Linked DNA regions of Homo sapiens: region 1 is linked to region 2. The links are chromatin loops, found by intact Hi-C in ENCODE. Cell type or tissue: HCT116. All regions are shown on one strand. Each heading gives the region's core, and the rest is flanking DNA. Links, peaks and the distances in the headings are about the cores only. Region 1 overlaps RABGAP1L (RAB GTPase activating protein 1 like). Region 2 overlaps TNR (tenascin R).

Region 1 (8,925 bases), core at 405-8,404, 550 kb after region 2:
ATGACTTCATATATCTCAAAGATTATGACAGAATAAGTGGAAAGGCAGAACTCAGGAATCAAATATTATTCCAGCCAGTCAAGAGCAGAGAATATTTTAATTTCATGATGATTTTTGACAGTGAGTTCATTTTCATTAGCCTAAATTCAATTATTTGTTCATATAGCAATGGCTCTTGGTTGCTCTGGCTCTGCTTCTATCCTATTCAACCAAGGACATTTTTAAATTGGGACAACTATCTTTGAACATACAATAGAATATGCTTAATTCAAACAACTTGAATTAAAAAACCTGTTTTCACTCATAGTATGATGTCAACATAGATTTGTGGAATGGAGACTGATTTCACTATAATTTAAGGGTCTCCTGCTGTATAACGTAAAAAGGCATGGAATTTTTAGTGAGAGCCACCTGGCTTTTATTTATTTATTTGTTTATTACTTTTTAGATAACGGGTCTCACTATGTTGTTCAGATTAGTCTTGCACTCATGGGCTCAAGTGATCTTTCCACCTTAGCCTTCCAAGTAGCTAGGATTACAGGCATATGTCGCCATGCCTGGGATTTGAGTATCAAGTAGGATATAATCTCTTGTTCACAGAGCAATTGTAAGGTTTAAAATAAACACACACACACACACACACCCCATAGCTTAGAAGTTAAGAACACTGCCTCTGTAGTAAGACAGGCCTAGTTGTGATTGTGGTATGTCATTTGCCTAACTGAATGACTTTAACCAAGTTTTTTAACTTTTTATAAGTCTTAGTTTCCTAATCTGTAAAATGAGCATATTGATTCATACCAACAAGTCAATACAGTATTAACAGTAATAGAATCACTGATAAAATAGTAATACAATATTAACAGTAATAGAATTATTGTTAAAATTAGGATTTCTTTTAATTAATGTCAGTAAAAAAATTAAGGGTCATACACTATGCTAAGTGAAATATGCCAGAGATAAGACAAATACGATATAATTCCACTTACATGAGGTACCTAGAGTAGCCAAATTCATAGAGACAGAAAGCAGAATGGTGACTGCCAGGGGCTAAGGGGAGAAAGGAATGGGGAGTTACTATTTAACAGGTGCAAGAGTTTCAGTTTTGCAAGATGAAAAAAAGATCTGGAGATGGATGGTGGTGATAGTTGCACAACAATGTCAATTTACCTAATGTCACTGAACTGTGTACTTAGGAATGGTTAAAACTGTACTTTTTTTTTTTTTTTTTTTTTTTTTGAGATGGAGTCTTGCTCTGTTGCCCAGGCTGGAGTGCAGTGGTGCGATCTCAGCTCACCACAAGCTCCGCCTCCCGGGTTCAAGCGATTCTCCCATCTCAGTCTCCTGAGTAGCCAGGCACACGCCACAACACCCGCTAATTTTGTATTTTTAGTAGAAATGGGGTTTCTCCATGTTGGCCAGGGTGATCTCGAACTCCTGACCTCAGGTGATCCACCCACCTTGGCCTCCCAAAGTGCTGGGATTACAGGCCTGAGCCACTGCCCTGACCAAAATTGTACATTTTATGTTACGTATATTATACTACAATAAACAAAATTAAAGGTAGTGAAGATTAGTTATTTTTTTTTGTTTTGTTTTTTGTTTTTTTTTGAGACAGTCTGACTCTGTCGTCCAGGCTGTAGTGCAGTGGCGTGATCTCAGCTCACTGCAACCTCTGCCTCCCGGCTTCAAGCAATTCTTTGCCTCAGCCTCTCGAGTAGCTGGGATTACAGGCACCCACCACCAGGCCCGGCTAATTTTTTGTATTTTTAGTAGAGATGGGGTTTCACCATCTTGGCCAGGCTGGTCTTGAACTTCTGACCTCGTGATCCACCTGCCTCGGCCTTCCAAAGTGCTGGGATTATAGGCGTGGGCCAATGTGCCCGGCCGTGAAGATTAGTTTTAAAGTGCTTAGCACAGCATCAGATACATTTTAAGTGCTCAATAAATGATAGGTGTCTTACTATTAATTTTATTTATTAAACATTTAAAAAATGCATTTGAGAGCTCATTACAAACTGTTTAAATGCTACACAATTATATTGTTATTGATGGTAGCTGTCAGATTTTTTTTACATAGATCCAACACATTGCTTGGATATCTAGAAATACCTGATAGAATGATCACAGTGCAGAGGTGTGAGTGCTAGAAAATACACACACTAACATTTCACTAATGTAGAACAAATGGGTTGTTTATATTCAAGTATGGTTATAAAGAGATTTTTAAGTTGAAATGAAAACATTTTGGTGGTATTCATCTTGAAGTATAACAAATAAAATATTCCTTTGCTCCTAATTTTATTATATTGTTCTGTAAACACTTTTTTTTTTGTAAAAGAGGCAAAGATAAATTTAGCCAAGCACTTAAACAACAAACATGCAAATTATACAAAGATTCTTATCTACTCATTAAAGGACTGAAATGGTTATATAAGACATACAAACATACACACATATACACACACCTATAGCACAGATTGACACAGCTGGCATGACATAAATTTAGAGCATGCTTCCCTGTCTCTTTATTTTATAAGTTAGGAAATTAAGTGTTAAAAGGTTAGATGATTTGATTAAAATTCCACAATAAATTGATGGCAGAAATGTAATTAAAGCCCCTCAGAATCGTATCCTGCGCATCCCCCTCAAATGTGCCATGGCAAAGGACTTGCCTCAGCCATTCTTCCTCATTCCTCTTCTACATGCTGTTCACTCTCACCCTCATGTCCTATTCTCAGGTTAGATGCCACCTTTGGAAAATGTTTACTAGTTTCCCAGAATGAATTTGGCATTCTGCCTTTAGGCTCCCAAAGATCCCTTTTAAACCCCAGGATCAAACACACTGAATTCTTATGTCTGTGTGCCTCCCCTATTAGATGTGACAACTTCAGGACACAGAATGTCATCTCTGTATCCCCTGACATCTAACCCAGGGACTGTCAATAGTGAATATCTGTTGAATAAGTGAACTAACTAACCATCACAGGCTTCTCCAAAGAGAGACAGGAAAGATGGGATCAAGGACATAGTGAGGAAGTTAGCCTTGGAATGGGGGCAGAACAGACCTTCATTAAAGACAAGAGCAAAGCAGAAGAGGATGAAGACAGAGAGGGATTTTTAAGTAAAAGGGATGGAAGCTTAAATGAGTACTTATTTTGCTCACAAAAATAGAACAAGGAGGAAACTGGATTTTTTTGTTCTGTTTGTTCTCTGTCAAGGGAGCTTGTATTTCTTAGGGTACATTAAGTTCAATTTAATCACTGACTACTTGGAAATGGTGTGTTTATTCAACTGTCTTCCCTTCTTGATATTTTGGATTGTTTCATGAGAAATAAGTAATGAGAAATTGCTTCAACAAATTTAAGGTATTATATAATATGTGCATGGTACTGTGATGATATACATTTTTTCCTGATACAGATCCCTGTTTCATAAAATGTATTATTTCTGAAACTTTAAAACTTTAAAATTCCTTGAGTATCCTAATTAGAAGCCCAGTATTTGTGTTTGTTGGTTTGTTTTAGCATTTACTAGATAGCATCTTGAAACTAACCTATCATCAAACTGAAGATGCACTAGAGAAAGTTAAAAACAAACAAATGAAATATTCAAGTAACAAATGATCCAGGAGTGGTGTTTTACTGCCACCAACAGGACAATAGGCATTCCTTCATGAAAGTTACAAAACTAATGGAATGTACAAAATCATTGCAAATCCAAAAAAAAAGTTTATGAGTTGTTTCATTCTTTTTTTCAGGTGTTTAGACTTCTATTTTTGTAACATGAATATTAACTACAGAAACTACATTCCCAACTTCAGTTCTTCCTTAAGTCACTATCTTCAAACACAGAAACAAGAACTTTTAACCCAAGTTGGTACATCAAAGACTAGGGAGAACTGAAATCCATTTTCCAGTTTCAAGGTCTTTTGCTTTTCTTTCTTTTTTTTTTGAGACGGAGTCTTGCTCTGTCGCCCAGGCTGGAGTGCAGTGGCGTGATCTCGGCTCACTGCAAGCTCTGCCTCCTGGGTTCACACCATTCTCCTGGCTCAGCCTCTGGAGTCGCTGGGACTACAGGCGCCCACCACCATGCCCGGCTAACTTCTTGATCTCATCTAGCCAACTCCCCTCCTGGCTTTAGCCTTCAAGCTGCCATTCATTATTCCTGGGCTTAAGCCAAGCTAACTTTGGGAAACATTTAGTTTATAGTTTAAATGATAATAGCCTTTCCCCAAAACTCAACCGACCTTGTAAAGCTAATGAGAGACCACCAGGCTAGGGGGATAGAGGAGCTTGAATTCTTCTATGGTGTGGACGTGATTGTCAGCCATTATTCTGGAGGTCACAAGATATGCAACTTTCCCAATTACTCCTGTAGATAACATCACTATTATAGAACCTAAGAATGGCCTTTTGGGATATCTTTTCAGGTTTTTTGCATGACACCAATGGCTCCACCTGGACCCACCAACTGCTCCTGTGGCCCCACCCAGAAGCAACTCAGCGCACAAGATGACCGTTTTCCACACCCCTATGATTGTGCCCCCAACCAATCAGCAGCAAGTATCCATTGTCTAGCCACCTCCACCCCTTCTTCCAAACTACCTTGGGAAAATCCCTAACCTTCAATGAGACTGATTTGAGTAATAATTCCATCACCTGCAAAGTGTGGCTGTCTTCATATCAATTAACCTCTTTCTTTACTGCAATGCTCCATGAATTGATTTTGTTTGTGCAGTGGGCAGGAAGCACCTGTCAGGTGGTTACAGTGACAATGGTGGTGACAGTAGTAATCCAGAAATGAAGTTCTAAGGAAAAAAAAAACTTTTCTGATAGAGGGTAAAAGAGATCAGGAACAAGACAAAGATAATTACTCTTGCCACTTCCATTCAACATTGTACTGTTAGCAGTGAATCTGTACAGGTCTGCAGCAACTCGAGATTCTTGCCTCCTCAATAAAAAGAATTTGTCCAAGAGGGCATAAGGCAGAGTGAGAGATTAAGGCAAGTTTTTGAGCAGGAGTGAGAATTTATTAAAAACTTTTAGAGCAGGAATGAAAGGAAGTAAAGTATTCTTGGAAGTGAGCCAAGCAGGCAACTTGAGAGATTCAAGTATACTGTCTGACCCTTGACTTAGGGTTTTATACATTGGCATGATTCCAGGGTTTGTGTTTCTTCTCCCCTGATTCTTCCCTTGGGGTGGGCTGTCCACATGCACAGTGGCCTGCTAGCCCTGGGGTGGGGCCGCATGTACAGTGTGTTTACTGAAGTTGTGTGCATGTTCATTTGAGGTATTTTTCCCTTACCAGTTGACTAGTGTTCCCAGAGGAGGGTCATATACCTGTTAAACTCCACCAGTTTGCCTCCTGGTGGGCATGCTTGAGCCTACTCGCAAAATCCTGAGATCTTATTAAGAAGCTGCTGATCACCAGCTTCAGGTGGTTTCTATCTATTGGGAGACAGCCTTTCCCTGGCGCAAGCTACAACCATTATGTTAGATAGTTTAACAACTGCATGACCATTACCTGATGGTCACCTGACATTCCTGGGGAGGAGGGCCCTCTCCTGTCCTGTTCATGTCTGCCTAGTTACCTATTCTGCCAGTACTGGAGGTTTTAGTCAGAGGAATTAGGCAAGAAAAAGAAAGAAAATGCATCCAAATCAGAAAGGAAGAAGTAAAAATATGTCTACAAGATGACTGATACAATTTGGCTTTGTGTCCCCACCCAAATCTCATCTTGAATTGTACTCGCATAATTCCCATGTGTTGTGGGAGGGACCAGGTGGAGATAACCGAATCATGGGGGTGGTTTCCTCCATACTGTTCTTGTGGTAGTGAATAAGTCTCACGAAATCTGATGTTTTAATAAGGGGAAACTTGTTTCACTTTGCTCTCATTCTCTCTCTTGCCACAGCCGCGTGAGATGTGCCTTTCACCTTCAGGCATGATTGTGAGGCCTCCCCAGCCACATGGAACTGTAAGTCCAATAAACCCCTTTTTTTTGTAAATTGCCCAGTCTCGGGTATGTCTTTATCAGCTGCATGAAAACATACTAATACAATGACATCTTGTATTTCAAAAATCTTGGGAAACACACAATACACATACATGAATATTAAAGCTGAAAATGAGTTCAACAAGGTTGCAGGTTATAAGATCAATATAGATAAGTTGGTTCTATTTAACCTGGGAGGCGGAGCTTGCAGTGAGCCGAGATTGCGCCACTGCACTACAGCCTGGGTGACAGGGTGAGACTCCGTCTCAAAAAAAAAAAAAAGGAAAGTCAGTTGTATTTTTGGATACCAGTAATGAGGACGCAGTGAAAATGAAATTAACAAACAATTCAATTCACAATAGCATCAAGCAGAATAAAAGTTAGAATTAAATTTTTTCAAGTGCTTTAAGACTTTTGTATGCTAAAAACCACAAAGTATCATCAAAAAAAATTAAATAAGACCTAAATAAATGTGAAAAAACCTCATGTTCATGGATCAAAAGTCTCAATATTGTTAATGTCGATGAAGAGTCAAGCTCTGTAAAATATTTGAAGAGGTTTATGCTGAGCCAAATATAAATGACCAATGGCCCATGACACAGCCCTCAGATCATGAAAACATGTGCCCAAGGTGGTCGGAGAACAGCTTAGTTTTATACATTTTAGGAAGACATGAGACATCAATCAAATCCATGGAAGATGTACATTGGTTTGGTCCAGAAAGGTGAAACAACGGGGAAGTGGGAGCTTCCGGGTCACAGGTAGATTCAAAGATTTTCTTATTGGCAATTGGTTGAAAAAGTTAAGTTGTTGTCTAAACACTTAGGAATGTCTGGGTTAAGATAAGGGGTTGTGGATACCATGGTTTTATCATGCAGGTGAAGCCTCCAGATAGCAGGCTTGGAGAGAATAGATTGTAAATGTTTAACAGACTTAACAAGTCTGTTCTATTGGTGATTCCAAAAGGGAAGATGGCATAATGAGGCATGTCAGACTCCCACCTTCCCCCATCATGGGCTGAATTTGTTTTTTCAGGTTACCTCTGAGATGCCCTTGTCAAGGGACTGAGGTAAAAGAATGGTCAGGGGGCTTAGGATTTCATTTTTGGTTTACATTCAGATGGCATTACTCCTCAATGGATACAGAGATTCAAAGCAATCCCTATTAAAATCCTATTGCCTTTTTGGCAGAAACTGACAAACTGATCCTAAAATTCATATGAAAATGCAAGGGACCTGGAATAGCCAAAACAATCTTGAAAGAGAAGAACAAAACTGGAGAATGCACACTTCCTTATCTCAAAACTTATTACAAAGCTAGAGTAATCAAGACTGTGGTACTGGTGTAAGAACAGACACACAGATAAGGGAATAGAGACTCCAGAAATAAAACTGTCCATGGTCAACTGATTTTTGACAAGGATGCCAAGACCATCCAAAGGAGAAAGAAGAGTCTTTTCAACAAATGGTATGGGGACAAGTAGATAGCCATGTGCTAAAGGATGAAGGTGTACCCCTAGTGTATGGTATGCTAGGGCTGTCATAAAAAGGAATCAGACTGGGTGGCTTAACAACAGTGATTTATTTTCTCACAGTTCTGGAGGCTAGAAGTCTAAGATCAAGGTGTCAGCAGGGTTTGTTTCTTCTCACACTTTGGCTTGTAGATGGCTGTCTTCTCCCTGTGACTTTGCATGATCTTCTCTCCATACATGTCTGTGTCCCAATGTCCTCTTAAGGATACTAGTTATATTGGACTAGGGCCCACCCTAATGAGCTCATTTTAACTTAATTACCTCTTTAAAGATTCTATTTCCAAATACTGTCACAGTCTGAGTAACTAGGGGTTACGACTTCAACATATGAATTTTGGGGGTAGGGGGGAAACACGATTCAGCCATAATGCCCTGCCTTACATCATATACAAAAATTAACTCAAAATGCATCAAAGTCCTAAATGTAAAAGCTACAATTATAAAACCCTTAGAAGAAGAAATTTTCGTGACCTTAGATATGACACCAAATGCACAAACAACTAAAGAAAAAATAAATTGGACTTCCTTAAAATTAAAAATGTTTGTGTTTCAAAGGACATTATCTAGAAAATGAAAAGACAGTCCACAGAATGGGAGGCAATACCCAGCACATATAAAGAACTGTTATAGCTCAGCCTGGGCAACATAGTAAGACCCTGTCTCTAAAAAAAAAAAAAAATTTGCTGGACATGGTGGCACACACGTAGTCACAGCTACTTGGGAGTCTGATGTAGGAGGATCCTTTGAGCCCAGGAGTCTGAAACTGCAGTGAGCCATGATTATGCCACTGCATTCCAGCCTGGGCAACAGAATGAGACCCTGACTCAAAAAATATATATCTGTTACAACTCAACAATAAAAGTGCAGGAAACCCAATTAGAAAGTGGGCAAAGGATCTGAACAGCCATTTCTCCAAAAAAGATATACAAACGGCCAATAAGCACATGAAAATATGTTCAGATGAGATCGGGCGCATTCAGGGTGGTATGGCTGTAGACTAGAAAAGATGTCCCACATCAGGAGAATGCAAATCAAAACATAACAAGATGTCACTTCATGTCCACTAAGGTGGCTATAATAAAAAATAAAGTAGACAATAACAAGTGTTAGCAAGGATGTAGAAGAATCAAACCCTCATTGTTTCGATTGTCTCCTATTCACCCTGCTAATACGGGAGGAATTCCTGCCCTACGGTTGCAGCCATGGTCAAACACGGACAGATGAGATTGACACGGACAGATGAGATTGACAGTAGTTTACCTGACACGGACAGATGAGATTGACAGTAGTTTATTAGTAACAGGTATTCACATCCCCAAGGGAGGAAAACATCATGGAAGGGCTGGATTAAAACACAGTGAACAATCAGGGGCTGTGGGAGGCAGCTTTATGGTATC
Region 2 (8,925 bases), core at 208-8,207:
GGAAATGAAGATGCGCCCCTACAACCACCGTCTCATGGCAGGGAGAAAACGGCAGTCCTTACAGTTCTGAGCAGTGGGCGGCTGCAAGCCAACCAATATTTTCTGTCATTTGTTTGTATTTTATAATATGAAACAAGGGGGGAGGGTAATAGCAATGTGTTTTGCAACATATTAAGAGTATGTGAAGGAAGCAGGGATGTCGCAGGAATCCGCTGGCTAACATCTGCTCTTGGTTTCTGCTGCCCTGGAGCCTGACCCTCAGTCTCCATTCTCCCTCCTACCCAGGCCTCCTCAACCTTCACCTCCTTTCCCACCAAGGAGGAGAAGTAGGAAGTTTTCTTAAAGGGCCAATTCAAAGCCAAGTCGTGGGGTGCAGATTGTTATGGTGACAGGCACACACATTTTTCTACCCTTCTTCTGAGATGTCCTCTGCCTTCCAGGTATTTGTGATTTTGTCACAGCCTGACATGGCCAGGTTCTCACACTGGCCCAGAGAAAAGAGCCTCAGCAAGAGAGTTTTGCCAACAATTCCCCTTAAAAGGAAACAGATCAACTACACCGCATCCCAACAACCCAGGTTCTTTTCCTTCCTTCCTTCCTTCCTCCCTTCCTTCTTTCCTGCCTTCCCTCCTTCCCTCCTTTCTTTCTTGACAGTATCTCACTCTTGCTCAGTCTGGAGTGCAGTGGTGCAATCTCAGCTCACTACAGCCTCGACTTCCTGAGCTTAAGTGATCCTCTCGTCTCAGCCTCTTGAGTAGCTGGGACTACAGGCATGAGCCACCATACCTGGCTGATTTTTCTTTTATTTTTTGTAGAGATGGGGGTCTCACTGTGTTGTCCAGGCTGGTCACAAACTCCTGGCCTTGAACAATCCTCCCACCTCAGCCTCCCAAAATGCTGGGATTACAGGCTACAGCCACTGCATCCAGCCCCAAGTCCTTTATAATGGGCCAAAGATTCTCATCTTCTGACACTCTTATTATACCAGCCACATGTCCTGTTACCTTTCAAGAACAGTGGCTCTTTTCTGGCCCTGATGGAGTCTTTTGCCTAATCCCATCCTGTCTTAGACCCCAGAGCCTCAAAAGCCCAACCAGCATTTTGGAATCTAGTTCCCAAGGCATTGCCTGCTCCTGGCCCTGGGTGGCACAGTGGCTATGTGCCTGTGAGTCATCAGCCACTGCCCCCACCCTCAGGTCAGACAGACAGTCACTTTCTGCAAAGGTAGGAGGGGGAGATGGTTGTAGTTTTTAGCACTTTTGGGTCAAGCATTGAGGAAAGGACTGAAGAAGTCAAAATCAGGGCACTGCCATAGAGATTATAGTTTCCATGGGAAACACAGATCTTCCCTAGCCCTGTTTTCTCCATTTCTGGTCCTATTTGTCACAGATTCTTTTTTTCTGAATTGCAAACCGAAGGCCTCATATCTATCTTCACCCAAGCCCTCCTTAGTGTAGGTGGCTTAATAAGAGTCAGGAGAAGAAGGTATATGCCCAGAGAGCTATACCCCTGACTGATAATCCTGGAAAGAGGTTGATTTTTTTTTTCTTTTTTGGTCCTATGGGAAACAGGAATGACCTTCTTAATGAGGTGAGATCATGAGAAGCCTTTCCATCTTCTTTTATTATTCTGCCTTGCAAAGGAAAAATGACAATAGCCAAAGGAAATTACATCCAGAAATCCAAAGGTGAATAGGTGATAACTGTGGGCCTACTTCCCATTTTATGAGATGCACTGTCTTCACTAGCACAATTTGATCTTAAGCCCAAGAGAGCTAGATGCTCTAGAAGCCGTGACCTTTCAATTTCTCCTCCAAATCCAATATCAGCAACCATCCCCGCAACATCTGCCCAGATCCATGCCCAGTTCCCTGAGCTGTCTTCTCCCTTTCCTCTCCCATTCCTCAAGGCCCAGCACCATTTTCTGTAGTGCCTATGTTTGTCTGACCAGAGCAGTGTGTACCTTTGCCAACCAGTTACTGGATGAGCCTTAGTGTCGGCAATTTTCTAATGGAAATATCCTCACTCTTACCAAGCTTTGAGAACCAAGATGAAAAGTCCCTTGGGCTGACCATCAGGCCTCGGACCTCATGGGGATGCAGCCAGCCACCATTGAATGGAGGCGCTTCCCTTGCCGCAGGCTTCTAGGCTTTGTTCACTGCGGCAGTGTGGATGTGACAGGCATAACCCTGAAAAACCTAGGCACCACTTGCATTTCTCAGTTAACCATGGGCTTCAACAAACTGGGAGGAGGAAAAAACAGAAACAGATCCTTTCAACAAGCATGTAAATTACAGAAGACTTACCTAGAGACGGGGCAACAATGAATAGTAGGAAGCACATTGCATGGGAAACTTGAGGGCCGAGGTACAGGCCAACAGCTGTCATCTTAGCTACGACATGACATCGGCTGGGTTGTTTCACCTCTCTGGGCCAGTTTCTTCATCTGTCAGATGAGAGATTAGACTAGAATGAGTTCTAATTTCCCTTTCAGTTTTGACGGTCAATGATGCTAATCTGTGATCTGAAAACCTAAGTAGAAATTGGCATGGTGGGACAGCACAATTAGGTAATGAAAATTCACTAGACTCCCTGTTTAATGAGGAAAGAAGGAAAGAAGGAAGGAAGGAAGGAAGGAAAGAAGGAAGGGGAGGGAGGGAGGGAAAGAAAAGAGAGAGATTGATTCAGGAGTCATAAGTAAAACACACACACACACACACACACACACACGAAAATACTGCAGAAAAGATCATGCCGAGTGAGAGGCTGAACTCTTTTTGTCCATAAAAACAGAGACCAGGTACCTGGGTGGTGCCAGCACGCCCACTTCATCAAGGAAGTTGAAATGGAAAAAGATTATGTGTTGTCAATTCAGGTGAAAGTCAAGAAACATCAGTGGAAACAAAAATCTTCCTTTTATTGAAACCATTCTACACTATGGAACATTTTTATAAATAGTACCAGCGGCATTGCATAGCTTTATTTTGAAGCAAGAAAGAGACTTCAAAGATCAGCTTATTCAACCCTCTATAAAAGGATTTATAGATTCCTTTTATTTAATAGGGTGATTTTCTCATGAGTTTTCACCATGTTTAAAAGACACTGTGCCCCACTCTCATCCCAAGGTCTATGGTCAACTTGACTCAATGCTCATAACTTTCCTCGCTGATTCCTGCTTATCCTGCTCCTCCAAGCACAACTGCATTTCCCAAAGGTAGATCCAGTAAGCAATACTCTCAAAGCACCCACCCTATGCACACCAGTTTCCCTCAAGGGACTCAAAAGGAATCGAGGTAGACCCTTCTCAGAGGCTGTTTAACTACAGACACATCAGGATATGTACTAATACCCAAAACCAAAACCACCACCAATGACTGCAATAGATTCACTGTCTAGACCCAAGGTCCAGGCAGTTTCCCTTTTTTGCATTTCCCCAACATATAAAGATAATTTCCAACATATCAGATGCACATTCACCAGGGTTATTTCTGGAAGGTGAAGGGGTCAGGTGTAGAAGAGGTGGCAAGAATGACAAGTCTGTGGAAAACTGTTGGCCTTGAGACCACAGTGAACTGGTGGAAGGGGACTTGCTAAGTGTGGCCACAAGGTGGCAGTCACCTCCTGAAACCCCGTGTGAAACGTCAGCGGGGTTGAGAAAGGCCACGTCTCCAAGTTTCCAGGAGAGCCAAACCAGGACTCAGGAAAACCGGCCAGCTGATTTGTATGGGAGATTGATTTGTAAAAGAACAACAACAACATATGGCAGCAAGGAAATGCAAAGCAAACATCTACAAATATTTGAATCCACCTGTCCCTCACCTACCAACTTCCCCCTCTACTACTCATAAAGTGGTAGGACTCCTAATGCCCCGCTTCCTTCCACCTGAGAACCAACCAGCACCCTGATATTTCAAAGCCAGACCTAAAGAACCATGGTTGCCAATAACCTCAATGCCAAACCAAACAATCCTAATCACATTTTTACTTTTCAAATCCAGTCTCAGAGCAGAGCTGTAGATTAAGGGACAAAAAGTCATTGTGGAATCTTTTCAAATAGCTCTTGTAAAAGCATCAGTTGGGAAAGAGTTTATGAGTTCCTCTTTGTCCTCTCCTCTGGAGAAAAGACAGAACATGCAAGAACACTAGATACACCAAGCTATGGGTGTTGAAATAGACTAGCTGGTGACCTGGATTTGCAAATACCCTAGGGACATGAAAACATTTTTTCTTTTTCTTTTTCTTTTTTGTAACCTCCACCCAGAATTTCAGGAAAGGTGGGGCCACATGCCCAGGATATATGGTATTCTACTGCTTGCTTTCTTATCACCAGAATACTAGTCAATCTGATTTCTTAGTTCCATGTCTTTTCTTCCAAGGAGGTAGGGCATGGGGTTGGGGGACACTTTCCGCCTTCCTTGCATCTCACTGTCCACTCTTAAATTTTTATTAAGAAACCTCTGAAAGATTCAAAATTCAGTTCAGTTTCAATAATCCCAAAGAAGTTGGGATAATTTGTTTTCACTTGCTTCAAACTTGCCACGGCTGCAGGAGGAGTCTCAGGACCTCAGAGGAATGGGGCAGATGTGTGAAGTCTGGGAGTCTGCCTCCCACCCAGATGCCAGGAGCTGCATACTCAGCTCTGCCTCACTTCCCTGATGGTCTGCTTTCATCCAGGTTACCATGACAGAGAGGGTCTATCCTCTAAAGAAAGCTGAGTTACAGGCTGGCCCCTGGGGTTGTTCCTGTAGCCTCTCTTTGACCACATTCCTGAAGATGTTTAGCTGAATGCCTCCTCAAACCTTTGCTTCTTCCATAACCCAATCCTACACATATGTGATAAAGCTTTCTTCAACAATACTGGGTCATTTGGACACTACCAGTCCAGATGAGAACTCACAGACCAAATGAAAACTTTCAAAAGCAAGCAGGGAAAGTAACTCCTATATGCTTTAAGATGATGTATTGGTGTAGATTCAGGTCCAATTTGAAAAAATGTCTCTGGTTCTTTCTAATTGTATCCACTCTGGATTTGTTTATGCCAGTTCTACATTCATCAAGCCTTGAGAAACAGGTGGAAAGAAGAAAAATATAAAATTAAGAAGAAGCTGATGGATCATTGGAGATTCAAAACAAGCCTTCTACCGGTGGCACCACACTGAAAGGCAGAGACAAGGCAGGAGCGGCCATGGGAGAGGAAGCAGCATTGGCTTCTCACGTTCTGGCCTCCAGCCTCCCACCAGAGCTTCTGCCATTCACCCACTTAACTTGAGGAGAAACTAAGGCACCAAGGCCTGTCACTGCACCGAAAACCAGAAGCAGAAGGACTTTCTTTCTTTGCTCAACCAGTTCTGCCTGGATCTGACTTTTGCGTCACCAGTAGTCACAAGCCTGATTTGTCATCTCCAGCATTCTGTTTATTTTTTTAAGGTCAATCTTTGCCTGAAACATGACTTCATTGCACCTGCAGCACTTCATTGTCCAAATGTCCTTGGCAAACCTCACAGTCTTTGGACAGTGTTGCATTTTCTCCAAAGGGGAAATCCTCTCTCCTTCCTCAAGCTTAATAAGGCTCTTGCAGTGCATCCAAATAACACAGCTCTTGTTCCTCAGACACACTCAGCCCCCTCTGATAACTTCATAAAACAGCTCCTTATTGTCTGGGCCATGAAGCCAGGCTAATGCTAAAGTTCCAGTTCAAAAACATTTAACTCTATTATCCTTATGAGGCCAGCTCTCCTGGGTACTGGCACTCACTCACTGGCACCATGGATTCAGGTCAGGTGGTGCAAACATCTTCCCTGAGAAGCAAGCCATACACCCAACAGGTCTAGAACACCTAGGTCACAAGAAAGGGTTTCAGTCCAGATGCACTGTCAGTAAGTGAACACAAGGACAAGAATGCATGAACTGTTATTTTCTTCCCATCACTGGTTTAGCAGCCCCTAGGGAGACCCTGTGTTGCTCTTTAATATTCTGACATGGAGCACTAATATGCTCAACACTGCCTCCAACAGGCAAATGTTGGAAATACACTTTCAGAGCTGGATGGGACTCAAGATCATCTAATATAATCCTCTCATTTTATTTCCTCTCAAGGAAACCAAGGGCAAGAAAGTTTAGGCAATTTGCTCACATTCACACAGGCAATTAGTAACAGAGCTGAGTTCGGGTCTGGTATAGGCTTTTTAATTTGATTCTCCACAAATGAACACTAAGATAAATAGCATTTATTGCATACCCACTATTTACCAGATACTGTGCAAAGGGCTTTACATATATTACTTTACTAAATCCTCACCATAAACTTTAAGTCAGGTTTAACCATTTTATAGAAGAGGGAAGGGAGGGCCAGGAAGGTTAAGTAACATGCTCAAAGTCACACAGCTACTAAATAGAGCCATAATCTGAACCTTTGTCTAATTTTGAAGCCCTTGATTTTTCCACTTCATGAGGCTGCTCTTTATATTTATTTAGCTGAGTGACCACCATCTTGGATTTTACTAATATTCTTACAAGGGGGCTTTGATGCCACTTCTTCTGACTTTTAAGAAAAGGAAATTCTTGCATTATTTTTGCCATGTACTCCAGGGGACCCTCAATCTCATCATCATGGGGAATAAGAAACATTCTGACATCTCTTTCCTTTTCTTTCTTTTTAAATTTGGTAGACGAGGGAGAGGGTCCCCAACAGAATGAGAGGGGGAAGATAAGAACCAGAACATAAACCCAATACCCCCCACCCCACTCTTTTGGGAACATCCCAACATTAGAAGAGTGGGATATCCAGTCATTTTTTTCAAGCTGGAGCAGGCAGTGTAGCCAGGATTGAGGAAGGAGAAGCCACAGAATAAACATGGCACATGTTCTCAGAGCATCAATTTTACTCCAGAATTTGGGAAGAAAGGATTATATTATTAGTGTATTCAAACCAGTATGGATAGCACAAATGCAGATATCCTATAAATTTTGAGGCTAACTCCAGCAGGTTGTAGACTGATTTAGGCTACCTCCTTCCAGACTCCCAGGGGTACAAACACCTTCACAGTCCCCTGCGGGAGTACATCAGTGGAAATATTTGGGGAATGAGGCTAGAAGGCAGGAGATACATTCAGTTTACTTATCCCCCTGGTTTCTTTTCCCCACTCCTTACCTGCCCCACATCCCTAGTGGGTGGGAAGGCATCAGAAGACAGTTGGCTACAATATCAGCTTTCTCTGCTACTTTGGGGAATTTAGAAGGAAATCAGTACTTGGCAACCTGGTATTTTTAGCTGCCAGGCCAAAACTCCAGACATAAACCCCTTCCCTTTAATTGAATGATGTTTATATATAAAGGAATAGATCTCCCCAAGAAAGAACCCCAGAACACTGGTTCCATTCCAGTGTGGGGGCTGCTTGGGCAGCAGTGACACCTGTGCATTAGATGCAATAGACACTTCAATTCCTGCAAAAATGTCGGCCAACTAAGTGCTCCTTTACCAACTGCGGAGGCCCAGACTCACACCATGGTCCCACAGACTCAAGGTTTAGAATCTATGTGAGTCTATTTTGGTTAACACACAGGCTCCTCCTTCCAATCATTCACACACACACACACACACACACACACACACACATGCACACACACACATGCATGCACACATACACAGGTGCACATGCACAAACACACACATCTAATGATTCCAACCTCGAATACTCCCCAGGCCCATGGGGATGCCCAAGTACCCTAAGCAAATCACTGTGACACTGAGGGGGTCATTAACTGGGGCTCCGAGCAGCTGAAACCCACCCTGGTGGTCTCTAGATTGTTGTTCTGAGAAATCATAAACACCAAATCCTCCAATCCCTTTGAATTTGAGTTTGTCATTTTAACCTTTAACAGCCTTTTCAGGTAAAAATAACAAAGACCAATTTATTGACTTTGTAGCTACAATGAGCTTGAAAAAGCGCTTACTTAAAAGAAAGACTGGAAGGAAGAAAAAAAAAAGAAAATGGAGTACATACTCCTCAGACGATGCACACTTTAATTAGCTAAAATAAAAATAAAAATGTACAGAGGAAGGGAGAGGAAAAACCAACTTCTCTGATCCTTTCATGGCACTGTAGCTCAAAGACTGGAATCTCTGCTTGTTAACCATTGTTAACTAGTATTTTTAGTCCTGGTTGCTTTTAGCCTCTGTATAGTTCCTTTTTTAAACACATTTTCTATACGTTAATAAAAGATCCTGAAAGAAAGATGCGTGTCTTCTGAGTCCTAGGGGCACTGGGGGGCATGCCTGTCTTAAGAATGGGCCTGGCTTCTTTTCTCTGGGCCTCCCCTCCTTAACATTTCAGTCCTGCTTCTGCCAGCCCATCTTCTCCGCATCACCCTTTGGGTGGACTGTTCTCCCCCATGGCCCTGCTCCCCCTTCTATGCCCCTTGTCCGCCCTGTTTCTGTGCTTTCATTATATCCTAAATATCTCAGCCCCCTTCCTCATTCTTCCCTCCTTCTTCTCTCCTCTTTTCTACTCTCCTGCTTCTCTCCTCTCTTCTACTCTCCTGCTTCTCTCCTCTCTTTGCATCTTTCTCTCTCTCTTTGCATCTTTCTCTCTCTCTTCCTTTCTCTTTCTTCCCTACCTTCCACCCACTTTGAGGAATCGTAAACACCAAATCCTCCAAACCCTCTGAATTTTATTTTGTCATTTTAACCTTTAACAGCCTTTTCAGGTAAAAACACCAATTTCATCTCACCCTTTGCTTTTACCATCAGAAAAGGTCACCAACGGGTGGTGGTCTCTGCTGCCCTAGCATTACCAGACAGGCCTTTTGTACAGTTTTGAGTCCTTGATCAGCCACAGAGACGGTGACTCACTGCCTACCTCCTTCCAGTCTCGTCTCCTGGCTCCCTCAACCCTGAAGTGCCCAGGGGTGGTCTGATCCCCAAGGC

Evidence for each region. Hi-C counts contacts between places; a loop is a spot of excess contacts. Peaks named below come from ENCODE experiments on the same cell type or tissue, not always from the same donor. Only the 100,000 strongest peaks of a DNase experiment are listed, where the experiment ranks them.
Region 1: it touches region 2 in a loop (4-fold over the local background); 4 of 110 quality-filtered maps call a loop at or near these places.

What each region holds. Positions count from the first base shown.
Region 1 is chr1:174,764,882-174,773,806 of GRCh38, reverse strand. The region is part of intron 18 of RABGAP1L (RAB GTPase activating protein 1 like); the gene reads right to left. Among named protein-coding and RNA genes, the nearest start is that of RABGAP1L-AS1, 180 kb to the left of the region's middle. In HCT116, for the core only: a CTCF peak has its summit at 3,665 (motif pointing left); a DNase peak (open chromatin) is centred at 3,626.
Region 2 is chr1:175,314,502-175,323,426 of GRCh38, reverse strand. TNR (tenascin R) reads left to right here. Exons shown (of 23, transcript NM_003285.3): 23 at 1-8,233. The coding sequence ends at 70. LOC105371623 (a long non-coding RNA gene) reads right to left here. Exons shown (of 4, transcript XR_001738302.2): 2 at 2,306-2,445. Among named protein-coding and RNA genes, the nearest start is that of KIAA0040, 130 kb to the right of the region's middle. In HCT116, for the core only: CTCF peaks have their summits at 3,582 (motif pointing right) and 5,998; DNase peaks (open chromatin) are centred at 3,626 and 6,046.